Regions from separate parts of the Homo sapiens genome. Here region 1 is linked to region 2. Evidence: read pairs that join two places in POLR2A ChIA-PET (ENCODE). Cell type or tissue: PC-9. All regions are shown on one strand. Each heading gives the region's core, and the rest is flanking DNA. Links, peaks and the distances in the headings are about the cores only. Region 1 overlaps FUT8 (fucosyltransferase 8). Region 2 overlaps FUT8 (fucosyltransferase 8).

The links. Peaks named below come from ENCODE experiments on the same cell type or tissue, not always from the same donor. Only the 100,000 strongest peaks of a DNase experiment are listed, where the experiment ranks them.
Region 1: POLR2A ChIA-PET joins it to region 2 with 6 read pairs; 3 of 35 experiments call an interaction of 5 or more read pairs at or near these places.

What each region holds. Positions count from the first base shown.
Region 1 is chr14:65,492,385-65,497,769 of GRCh38, reverse strand. All of the region lies in intron 2 of FUT8 (fucosyltransferase 8), which reads right to left. Among named protein-coding and RNA genes, the nearest start is that of MIR625, 24 kb to the right of the region's middle. In PC-9, for the core only: no CTCF peak of the experiment used is centred there; no DNase peak of the experiment used is centred there; H3K27ac peaks cover 3,466 bases.
Region 2 is chr14:65,552,921-65,558,305 of GRCh38, reverse strand. The region is part of intron 2 of FUT8 (fucosyltransferase 8); the gene reads right to left. Among named protein-coding and RNA genes, the nearest start is that of MIR625, 85 kb to the right of the region's middle. In PC-9, for the core only: no CTCF peak of the experiment used is centred there; no DNase peak of the experiment used is centred there.

The sequences.
Region 1 (5,385 bases), core at 240-5,239, 61 kb after region 2:
ACTGAATAAAATGATATATTCATTTTAAAATACTCCAAATAAGTAAATTGTATTTTATAAATTTTAATATTTTAATATTTACTAAACATTAGCTGAATGAATGTCACCACCCATTAAACTCTTATAACATACAAAAATCACATATATGTAAACATTTAAATGGAAAAAATTTACCACCTCCATTACCAATAAAATGGAAAGCTCATTACATCAAATAAAAATATTTAAAAATCATTAGAATCATTTTTTAATCATCGGGAAGAATAAATTAAAAAGATGATTCAAAAACTTCATAGAGAATAAGAATTATGATTAAGCTTATAAAACTGCAGGGTCTGGGCTCCACGGCCAGAGATCCTGATTCAGACTCAGAGTTTCAGATGACAAACACAAAACTCTACATTTTAACAAGCTTCCAAGGTAATTACCATGCAGATTATCCTTGAACCACACTCTAGTAAATATTTCACCTTCAAACCACTGTCAACTTCCAAACAAGTCCTTCAGATCTGATCAAAATGCCCATTCCCATCTTTCATCTTAGGAACATCAACTTCTGATTAAGGAATCAACATATAGAAAAAGTAATAGCAACCGGTTACTGGACATATATTACCGTTGGAAATGAACTTTTACATACTCTAATATACACATACAAATTAAATTATATACTGCATATGAAGTATGTAACACAGTGTCTGGCTGGAATAAATAAATGCTCAATAAAAAGAGCAGCATTTATCCTTAAACTTCATCACAACCCTAGGAGGTGGTTGCTATTATTTCCAATTTGCAGTTGAGGAAACTGAGGTCTAGTAACTTGCCCAATGTCACAGGGGTAGTTAAGGGTCAGAGACAGAATTCAAGACAACCCATGTGACTCCAAAACCTGAACTCTTTAATCTAGGCTAACTTTCTGAAGCACCACGGCAACAACAGCAAGCACAAAACCACTCCACAGCCATACCCCATAGAAGAATTTTCCTGAGTCATACCAAGAAAATCATGGCCAGAGTCCATTCTCACACTGCTATGAAGAACTGCCCAAAATTGGGTAATTTATAAAGAAAAGAGGTTTAATTGACTCACAGTTCTGCATGGCTGGGGAGGCCTCAGGAAACTTACAATCATGGCAGAAGGGGAAGAGGCATGTCTTACATGGCGGCAGGCAAGAGAGAGCGAGTGGGTGAAGGAGGAACTGTCAGACACGTATAAAACCATCAGATCTCATGAGAACTCACTAACATGAGAACAGCATGGGGGAACGACCCCCATGATCCAGTCACCTCCCACCAGGTCTCTCCCTTGACACGTGGGGATTATGGGGATTACAATTCAAGATGAGATTTGGGTGAGGAGACAAAGTCTAACCATATCAGATACTCTTATAAATGTTCCTATATGACTAAAAGTGAAAGAAGGGCAGTCATAGGACTATGATGGGTTGAGGTTGCTAAAAATGTTTAATGTTTCACAGCACTTGAGAATTACAAATTAGGAAATCTATGTAATAATAATTCTAAAAGGAATATGACTGAAAATATGTTAAAGGAATCTATTCCAAAATCACTCAGGGTTAGCTTTTTAACTCAAAGATGGTACAAACTCAGTCTTATGGTTCTCCACATCTAGGCAGCCTCAAGGGGGCCAACTAAGAGACTTATTTCCTCCCCTCAAAATATAAACATAATTAGTATTTACTTCAAAGTTATCTATTTAACGTGATTTTTTTCTACTTAAATTTTTCTAAAATCTGATTATGTTCCTAATGATTAATTTTTTGTGTCTAAATTTATTTTTTAAAACACTACACTTTCCTAAAAATGTCTGTTTCTCCCCTCATCTCAAGTTCCTACTAAATGGTTTTCTTCCTTCCAAGTGTATTTCTAGCTTGTCTATTCCCACCACCTATCCCCAAAATGGTAAGCACTGGTTTCCAAAATACCTCCTTACCCCTACTTGAACCAAGACTACATTCACAACAAATATAACACAATTAGTCATAGCAAAAAATATTATATACTGATAACATTAGCATATTACAAATTCAGAAAATGGAAAAATGATAAGTGTGTTTTATTCTGCTAAATTATATAGAAAACTTGTATTTTAACCTGGTATCTCTCAATTAGCAATACAAATCCTATTGCTGTTGTTTAGTTTTTTAAACCCTACAAATAGCTAAGATTTTTAAAAATTAAATATATTATAATTAGGCTCTTAGCCAAATAAAATATGATACACAGATAAAGAGCAATATACAAATGGACCATACCCCGGAGGAACACATAACTCCCATTTGTTCACACTCTCCTTAAAAGAAACAAAATATCCAGTACTACTACATCCAAACCAGAGGTGATGATTCACCAGAGTGCTCCTGCCCAAGGAACCCCAGTGCAAGAAGCAGCAGCCAAAGTGAAAACTCTGCTTGAGACCTGTTCATTTAATATGTAAAAACAGGTATCTCAATTACCTAACTTTTCACAAAGAATACATGACTTTTTTTAACTTTCATAGTTAGAAAAGATTTGCTATAGTTTTTTAAATGTGATTATTTAATTTACTGGGTTTTTTTTTTTTTTAAGGGAAAAGCAAACTTCAGTAATTCCTGCCTGAGGAATGAAACTATAAACATATTAAATCCTATAAAAAGAAAAAAAAAGGTTCTGAAAGGTTCCAGAAAGAGGTACAAAGTCCCTAAACCAACAAACACCATGTTTCACACTAAGTAAGAACTGTGTGCCTCTCCTCCAGAGCTCTATCTAGAGAAAAAGCATTGAGTTTTTAGGTAAAACCAGAGCCCAGAACTACGATAGCAGAAATTCTGGAGTCTCTTGGAAGTCCTTCTAACTATACAACAAAGCCTCAATCAGCAGAAACCTAAACATTTGGTAAACCTTCCTCCCCACTTCCTTAAGTATAAAAAATATCCTTTCTCTTCCGTCTCCTGAATTCTGGAACCCTTCAGAACCTTACTTTTTTTTCTTTTTATAGGATTTAATATGTTTATAGTTTCATTCCTCAGACAAATACCTAATGCATGCGGGGCTTAAAACCTAGATGATGGGTTGATAGGTGCAGCAAACCACCATGGCACATGTATACTTATGCAACGAACCTGCACATTCTGCACATGTATCCCAGAACTTAAAGTAAAATTTAAAAAATAAAAAATAAAAAAATACGTTGCCCCTCCTGAGTAGATTCTCTGGATACAACTGGAGAGCGATGCTTTGCAGCCCCAGATTCCTCTTCACTCCTTGTTTGTTACATACAGAGGGAGAATAAGCCATCTACTTGTAATTCAATCAGAAACTTTTTATGAACATAGCAACTACAATAAACCTTTTCTCTTCTAATAGTATGTAAATGCACTGTCTGGTAAGGTATTCAGTAGCCAAATGTAGCCATATGAAATGTGGTTAGTTTGAACTGAGATGTGCTATAAGTGTAAAATACACATGGATTTCAAAGACTTAATATGAATAAAAGAATGTAAAACTCTAATTGATATTTTTATATTGATTAGTTGTTGAAATATTTTGAATACATTACGTTAAATAACTGAAACCAATTTTAACTGCTTCTTTTTGCTTTTTAAATGTAGCTAACAAAAAGTTAAAAAATTACATGTGTGGTTCACTCTACATTTCTATTGGACAGCACTGGACTATAAACTAATGACCATAGCTTTTACTAAACTATACAAAGATCAAACTTGCATGTTTATATAGTATTATAAAATGTAGTCATTACAACAGCTAAACCAAAATTTCCTTTCTCCCTGACTAACAAAGCATATTACATTCACTCATCTGCTTCCAGGTTCCTTCCTTTCCTTATCTCTTCATCTAACCTTAAAATATTGAATAAATTTTATTCACCTCCTCCCCACTTCCACCCAAATTACCAGCCTTGAAATGTTAATCTTTTATTTCCAAACACTATCATACTTAGAAAAAAAAAAGGAGAAAATTTTTCCCAAAGAGGCCTCCAAGGTTATCCCTAAGAGACAATACATGGCAATGTTAAAGGTTTGGTCTCTAGAATCAATAGCCCAGCAAGAACTCTACCTTTTGCTGGGCAAATTATTGTAGCTCAGTTTCTTTTCTGTAACAGAGGGTAAATACTATTATTTACTATCAAACTAATCTTTCATTTAATTAATATTTAATATTAAAACATCAATTCTATAGGTTATAATATAAGAAAAGCATTTAGCACAGTACCTGAGACTTCAGTGCTAAGAATTATTAACCATTATTACTACCATTATTTCCTTTTTTGTCAAGCTTCCTGAACCTATCCCTTCTCTTTCTATTCCTAGCTTCCCCATCAACAGGTTCTCTCTTCAGTCAAGCCAAAATATATCTAACAAAATGAAAAGAATACAGAATAACAGAGGGAGAAGGTGGTCATTTGGGACTAAGAACTCCAAATACTGGAGCCCATAATAAAGTGGTCTGCATTACATGATAGAAAGATTCCTCACTATAAAAAGCCGTCAAGCTAAGTCTGGGATTCTGTAAAAAGTATCTTCACAGATGACTGAAATAGTTGTTTCTAAAGTCCCCCTTTAATCCTCTATGCCCTGGAAAGGTATACAATGCAGATATTAAAATCTAGACGCTATATCATTGGCAATACTCACCAAAGTCTAAAAATTGTACATTCCTTATGGCACTTTGACTTGGCCACTGATTCACGCTTGTACACAAAAAAATCAACAAGCTCCTATCTGCAACTATTGGAGAGCCCAAGTTTAAACTTTCACCTTATGGCAGGGAGAGAGATGGGGAGACAGAGAGGGAGTGGGGAGATAAAGGGGAGGAGAGAAGGGAAGCAGGTGGGGAGGGAGAGACAGAGACACGAAATGGTCAAAATTCCTACTTTGCCACTTGTGGTAAACAAGCCTCATGGACTTAGAGCAGATTCAGGTGGGTAACTCTTTGCCTAAGCCAAAATATAGGTAAGCTGAATCTCTTATTACCCTTTTCATATTCTGTCATATATTATAGACATTTACATTATGTTTTATTTCCTTTCTCTTCCTTCTCCTGAAATCTAAAGTCTACAACACTGCGTCTGACATATTAGGTACTTGATAAAAGAAAAACTTCAGCAGAATTAAATTTAAAGGAGTTTAACTGAACAATGAACAATCTGCAAATCAGGCACGCTCCTAAGCCAGAGTAGGCGCTGAGACTCCAGCACAGCCACATGGTGGAAGATTTAAGGACAGAAAAAGGAAAGTGATGTACAGAAAAAGGAAGTGACATACAGAAAAAGGAAGTGACGTACAAAAACAGCTGGACTGGTTACAGGTTGGTGTTTGCCTTATTTGAACACAGTTTGAACAGTTGACTACATTTGATTGGCCAA
Region 2 (5,385 bases), core at 204-5,203:
GGCTGGAGTGCAGTGGCACAATCTCGGCTCACTACAACTTCCACCTCCAGGGTTCAAGAGATTCTCTTGTCTCAGCCTCCCGAGTAGCTGAGACTACAGGTGTCTGCTGTGGCGCCCGGCTCATTTTTTATATTTTTAGTAGAGATGGGATTTCACCATGTTGGCCAGGCTGGTCTTGAACTCCTGACCTCAAGTGATCCACCTGCCTCAGCCTCCCAAAGTGTAGGGATTACAGATGTGAGCCACCACACCCAGCCAAGAGAGTCTTATGGTTTACCTTTTAACCATGAAAAAATAATGTATCTTATTTTCTTCATTTAGAAGATTCACTTTGCAAAGACAACGATATAACTGAAGAAAGTATGTTCAGCCTTTGATATGACAACCACTCAACTTATTTGTGAAAGTATTAGTAAAAATAGTTCAAATTCGTAAAAATATTTAAAAATTACATATATCAGCTAATTTCTGACTAAAATTTATATAGCAGTGTTTGTTGAGATTTCTTCTCAGAGTGGGCTTTCAAGAATTTATAAATTTATTACTACTTAAGACTCACAAAGTACCCTTCTGCAAAATACTAAATATACTAAATGTACTGAAATGTGCCAGGATTCTTTCTGCAAATTTATTTAATTAGTGATATCACTTTTTTTTTTTTTAAGAGACAAAATTGGCTGGGCACAGTGACTCACACCTGTAATCCCAGCACTTTGGGAGGCTGAGGCGGGTGGATCACAAGGTCAGGAGTTCAAGACCAGCCTGGCCAAGATGGTGAAACCCCCGCCTCTACTAAAAATACAAAAATGAGCCAGGCATGGTGGTGGGTGCCTATAATCCCAGCTACTTAGGAGGCTGAGGCAGAGAATTCCTTGAACCTGGAAGGTGGAGGTTGCAGTGAGCCGAGATCACAACACCACACTCCAGCCTGGGCGACAGAGCAAGGCTCTGTCTCAAAAAAAAAAAAAAGGGGAGAGAGAGACAAAATCTCGGCATGTTGCCTAGGCTAGATTGATATCACCTTTTTAAGGTACTAAGGTATTTAAATGATTCATTTCTTTCAGTATTTACAGAGATTCTTTGGGTAATATTTGTTTAATGTCTCTGGAACAATAAACATATTTGATTTTTCAAAGTACTTTTTCTGAATCTGGAAGCTCGAGTGTAATATCAGTAAGATAAGGAGACTTAATAGAGTTGCCACGAGCCTTAAATAAGGTTAACATATATAAACCACTTATCATAATGCTTGGCACAGAAGAAGTGCTCCAAAAAAAGTAATTTTATTTTAATGCTGACAAGACATAGAAATTAAAAGTATGGGTGCTAGAATCAGCAGTGTCTAGACTGGAGTCTCAGTTCTGCTACATCATAGCTAGGTAACCTCACTGAACATCAATCTGTAAACTGGAGATAATAAATACCACCTCTCCCAGAGAATACTGGAAAAGGCTTAAATAAAATAATCATCAGTGGTGAGGCACCTCAGCATACCATGCAGCAAATTATTATGTGGTATATATTGACGTTGTTACATTATTTTATAGACCCATTTACAATTCTTTATATAATTAATATGCCACATGCTGTTGTAGGCAGCTTCTAAAATGGTTGCCAACTATCTCTGCGTCCACTATTCATGCCCTTGTATCATCTCCTCCTCTTGAGTGTTGGCTGCACCTAGTGACTTGTTTCTTAAATAGAATACAGTAAAAGTGACAGAATTTCATTTCCAAGATAAGGTTACAAAAGACTGGAGCTTCTGTGTCTTGCTCACATTGTCCCTGCTTGCTTATTCTGATGATACAAGCTACCATACTGTCAGCCATCATGCTGAGAGGCCCATGTGGAAAGGAGCTGAGGGCAGCCTTCAGACAACAGCCAACGAAGATTTAAAGTGCTCAGTCCTAAGACCACAAGCACCTCACAAGGTTGTTGAATCCCGCCAATGACCAGTGAACGTGAGCAAGCTTAGAAATGCACCATCACCAGTCAAGCCTCAAGACAGCTGTAGCTTTGGTCCACATCTTGAATGCAGGCTTTTTAAAGACCCTCACCTAGGAGATGGAGCTTAGCCAGAGGATCCAGCTAAACCATCCCTAAATTCTGACCAACAGATAATAAATTGTTGCTTTAAACCACTTAGTCTAAAGGTAATGTGTTACATAGCAATAAATAATTAATACATATGACTACCTCCTCTAGTAGGTTAAAAGCCTGATCTTCACTTCATGTGTTATTTTCTGTCTCTAGCAAGTTATAGAAAGCCCTGGGCACAGAATAGGCATTCAAGTTGCAGGACAGAACTGAGTCTTAATCACATTTCCTTATGTATTCTGCTAATACCTCTTATACATACCATAAAACAAAACTCAATTTACAGCAAATAAGAGATTTAACAGATACAATTACAATTATTGGTTTTATACTAATACCAGAGGTAAAAAAGCACATTTATTAATAGCTGCTAAACAGAGTTCCATCTCCAACCATGAAAGAATAACTACTAGATTAGCCTCACATATAAACTAGAAAACTTTAAAAAACATATTTAGAAAAACTGTTTTCAGATATTGGGCAAAGGTCAAAGAAGACTGTAATGTCTGAGAGAAAATTAACAATAAAAGTAAGCCCTATGATCACTTTAGCCTTCTGCCTAGAAGCATTTGCTGAACACCAGCACAGAAAGGAAGAACCCAAACAAAACACAGCCATCTTCCTCAGGTGAGAAGACAAAGACCAAAGTTCAGGGAATTTAAGGTAGGTGGAATTTGCAGGTCATTATACTAAAGAGGAGGTAGATACTCAGAAAGCTCCAAAATTTGCATAGGAGATCCTTTAAGTCTTTGGCAGGAAACTAAGTTATAGTAAGAACTCATGAGGCTTGCAAAGGACAATTATCAGAAATAGAAAAATTAAATACTGGGTAGCTAAAAGCTGAACACATCTCAAAGATTAGGCAAAGTTGACAGACCTGTGAGTTCCAACCAGGTACAATAAAAATACCACAGAGAAAACCTGCAGCATTCGGTAAAAATCCAAGAAATAAAACACCTTAGAAATTAAAATTAAGCAAGCAGGATCAGAAAATGTTTTCTGTAAAGGGCAAGATAAATATCTTAGGCTATGTGAGGCATATATAGTCACTGTCACATATACTTCTTAATTTTTATTTTTGTTTCTTTATAACCCTTTAAAAATGAAAAATCCATTCTTAGCTCATGAGCTATACAAAAATGGGCTGTGGACCAGATTTGGCTCATAAACCAAAGTCTACTGACTCCAGTTATAGAATAAAAGCTATGCCAACAAGAGCCCTAACAAAGCTTAAAAACAAGCTACAAAAGGATCAGTGTAATCCAAAAGTAAATTATCTGCCTGTCAAAATAAAACTCAACAATCTTCAAAGAAAGATAAGAAAATACAGACAATCAAAACTAGAAGGTGCATTTTATCAAAAGTTACAAAGAATATGAACAGAGGTCATGCTGTGATGCAGGCATCCAAAGACCTGCTAAAAGCTAAGGATGGAGCTGGAACACAGAGGAAAGACTCCAGCACCGAGGCTCCAAACCAAGAATGAAGAAGCAGCAAGCAGTCCACTACTGCAGGAATTTCAAGTTTCTGATTCAGTGAATTTAACTATTACAATCACAACAAAAAAACAAATCCAACTCAAACCACTGTTGGACTGACTCAATCTCTGCCCCATCCCAATCCACATATACACCAACATCATCAAAGAAGAAGGGTACCCGTTTCTGGGCATAAATACTATTCACCTCAATCTTTGTTGCCTTTTACCTAAAATGTCTGGCATGCAACAAAAAAACCATGAGATATAGATCTATAGATATAAATATATATATATAATATATATATAGATATATAGTTAAAAAAAAAACCCAAACCATAGTCAAAAGACAAAGCAAACACCAAAACCAGACTTCTAAATGAATCAGATATTTGAACTATCAGACAGAAAAGAGAATAATTGTAATTGATATATTAAAGGATCTCATGGTAAATATGAACAAAATACAAAAACAGATAAGGGATTCGGCAAAGAAGAAATGCTAAATGGACTATATCAGAAAATCTTCAACAGAATTATCAGAAGATTAGACAAAGCTAAAAACTCAGTGAGCTTGAAGAGAGGTAAATAGATATTATTCAAAATGAAACGCAAAGAGAAGAAACAGATTGAAATTTTTAAAAAACAGAATAGGAATTTTAAAGCTGTAGTATAATATCCAATGATCTAGTGCAGGTGTAACTGGAGTTTAATAATGTGAAGAAAACAAGAACAGAGAAGAAAATACATTTAAAGAGATGTTAGCTGGGAATTTTCCAAAGTAAAAAAATGATAAAACACCACAGGTCAAAGAAATGCAGAGAATTGCTAGTAGGGCAAAATTAAAATGTAGACAAAAAGCTGCTAAAAAACAAACTGAAAGAGAAAAATCTTTCAGGTAACTAGGAAAAAAGAAATATTACATACAGAGAAAAAAAAATGAGAACACACTACATGTAATAAAGAAGGCCAGTCAAAAAACAATGGAGCATCATCTTTAAAATACCAAGGGGGGAAAAACGGCAACTGAGCATTCTAGATAATACCTTTCACTGGATAAAATGAAGGCAAAACAAAGGCAAATAAAGGCAAAATCAAAACTCTTCCAGAAAAAAAAAGTTAAAAAATATTCTGTGCCGGCAAAATTGTACTATAAAAAATGTTAAATGAAATTTTTCAAGGAGGAGTATGATACCAGATAAAAATGCAGATCTGCACACACAAAAATAGCACCAGAAATGATGAAATCTAAAAAATCAGAGCTATTTTCCCTTAATTTAACCACATTAAAAGATAAAAAGCTGTTAAACTCAAAAATGGCAATAATGTATCACTGGGTTTATAATATATGTAGATGTAAAACATATGACAGAATATTTAAAAGATGAGACGGAGGAAATGGAAGTGCACAAAAGTCAAGTTGTCTCACTACACATGAACTGCTATATTATTTGAAAGTAGACTAATAATTTTATATATACATATACATATATATAAAGATCCAGAGCTACACTGCTTTAATAGCTACATGCAACTATTTAAATTAGAATTAAAATTAAAAATTTATTTCCCCAGCCTGAGCAACATAGTGAGACCCTGTCTCTATAAATAAATTAAAACTGGTGGTGCACGCCTATAGTCCCAGCTCCTTGGGAGGCTGAGGTGGGAGGATCACTTGAGCCCTGGAGGTTGAGGCTGCAGAGAGCCGTGATCACACCATTCTACTCCAGGATGGGTGACAGAGCAAGACCCTGTCTGGGGGAAAAAAAGAACGTATTTCCTCAGGCACAGTAGGCCACATTTTGATTGCT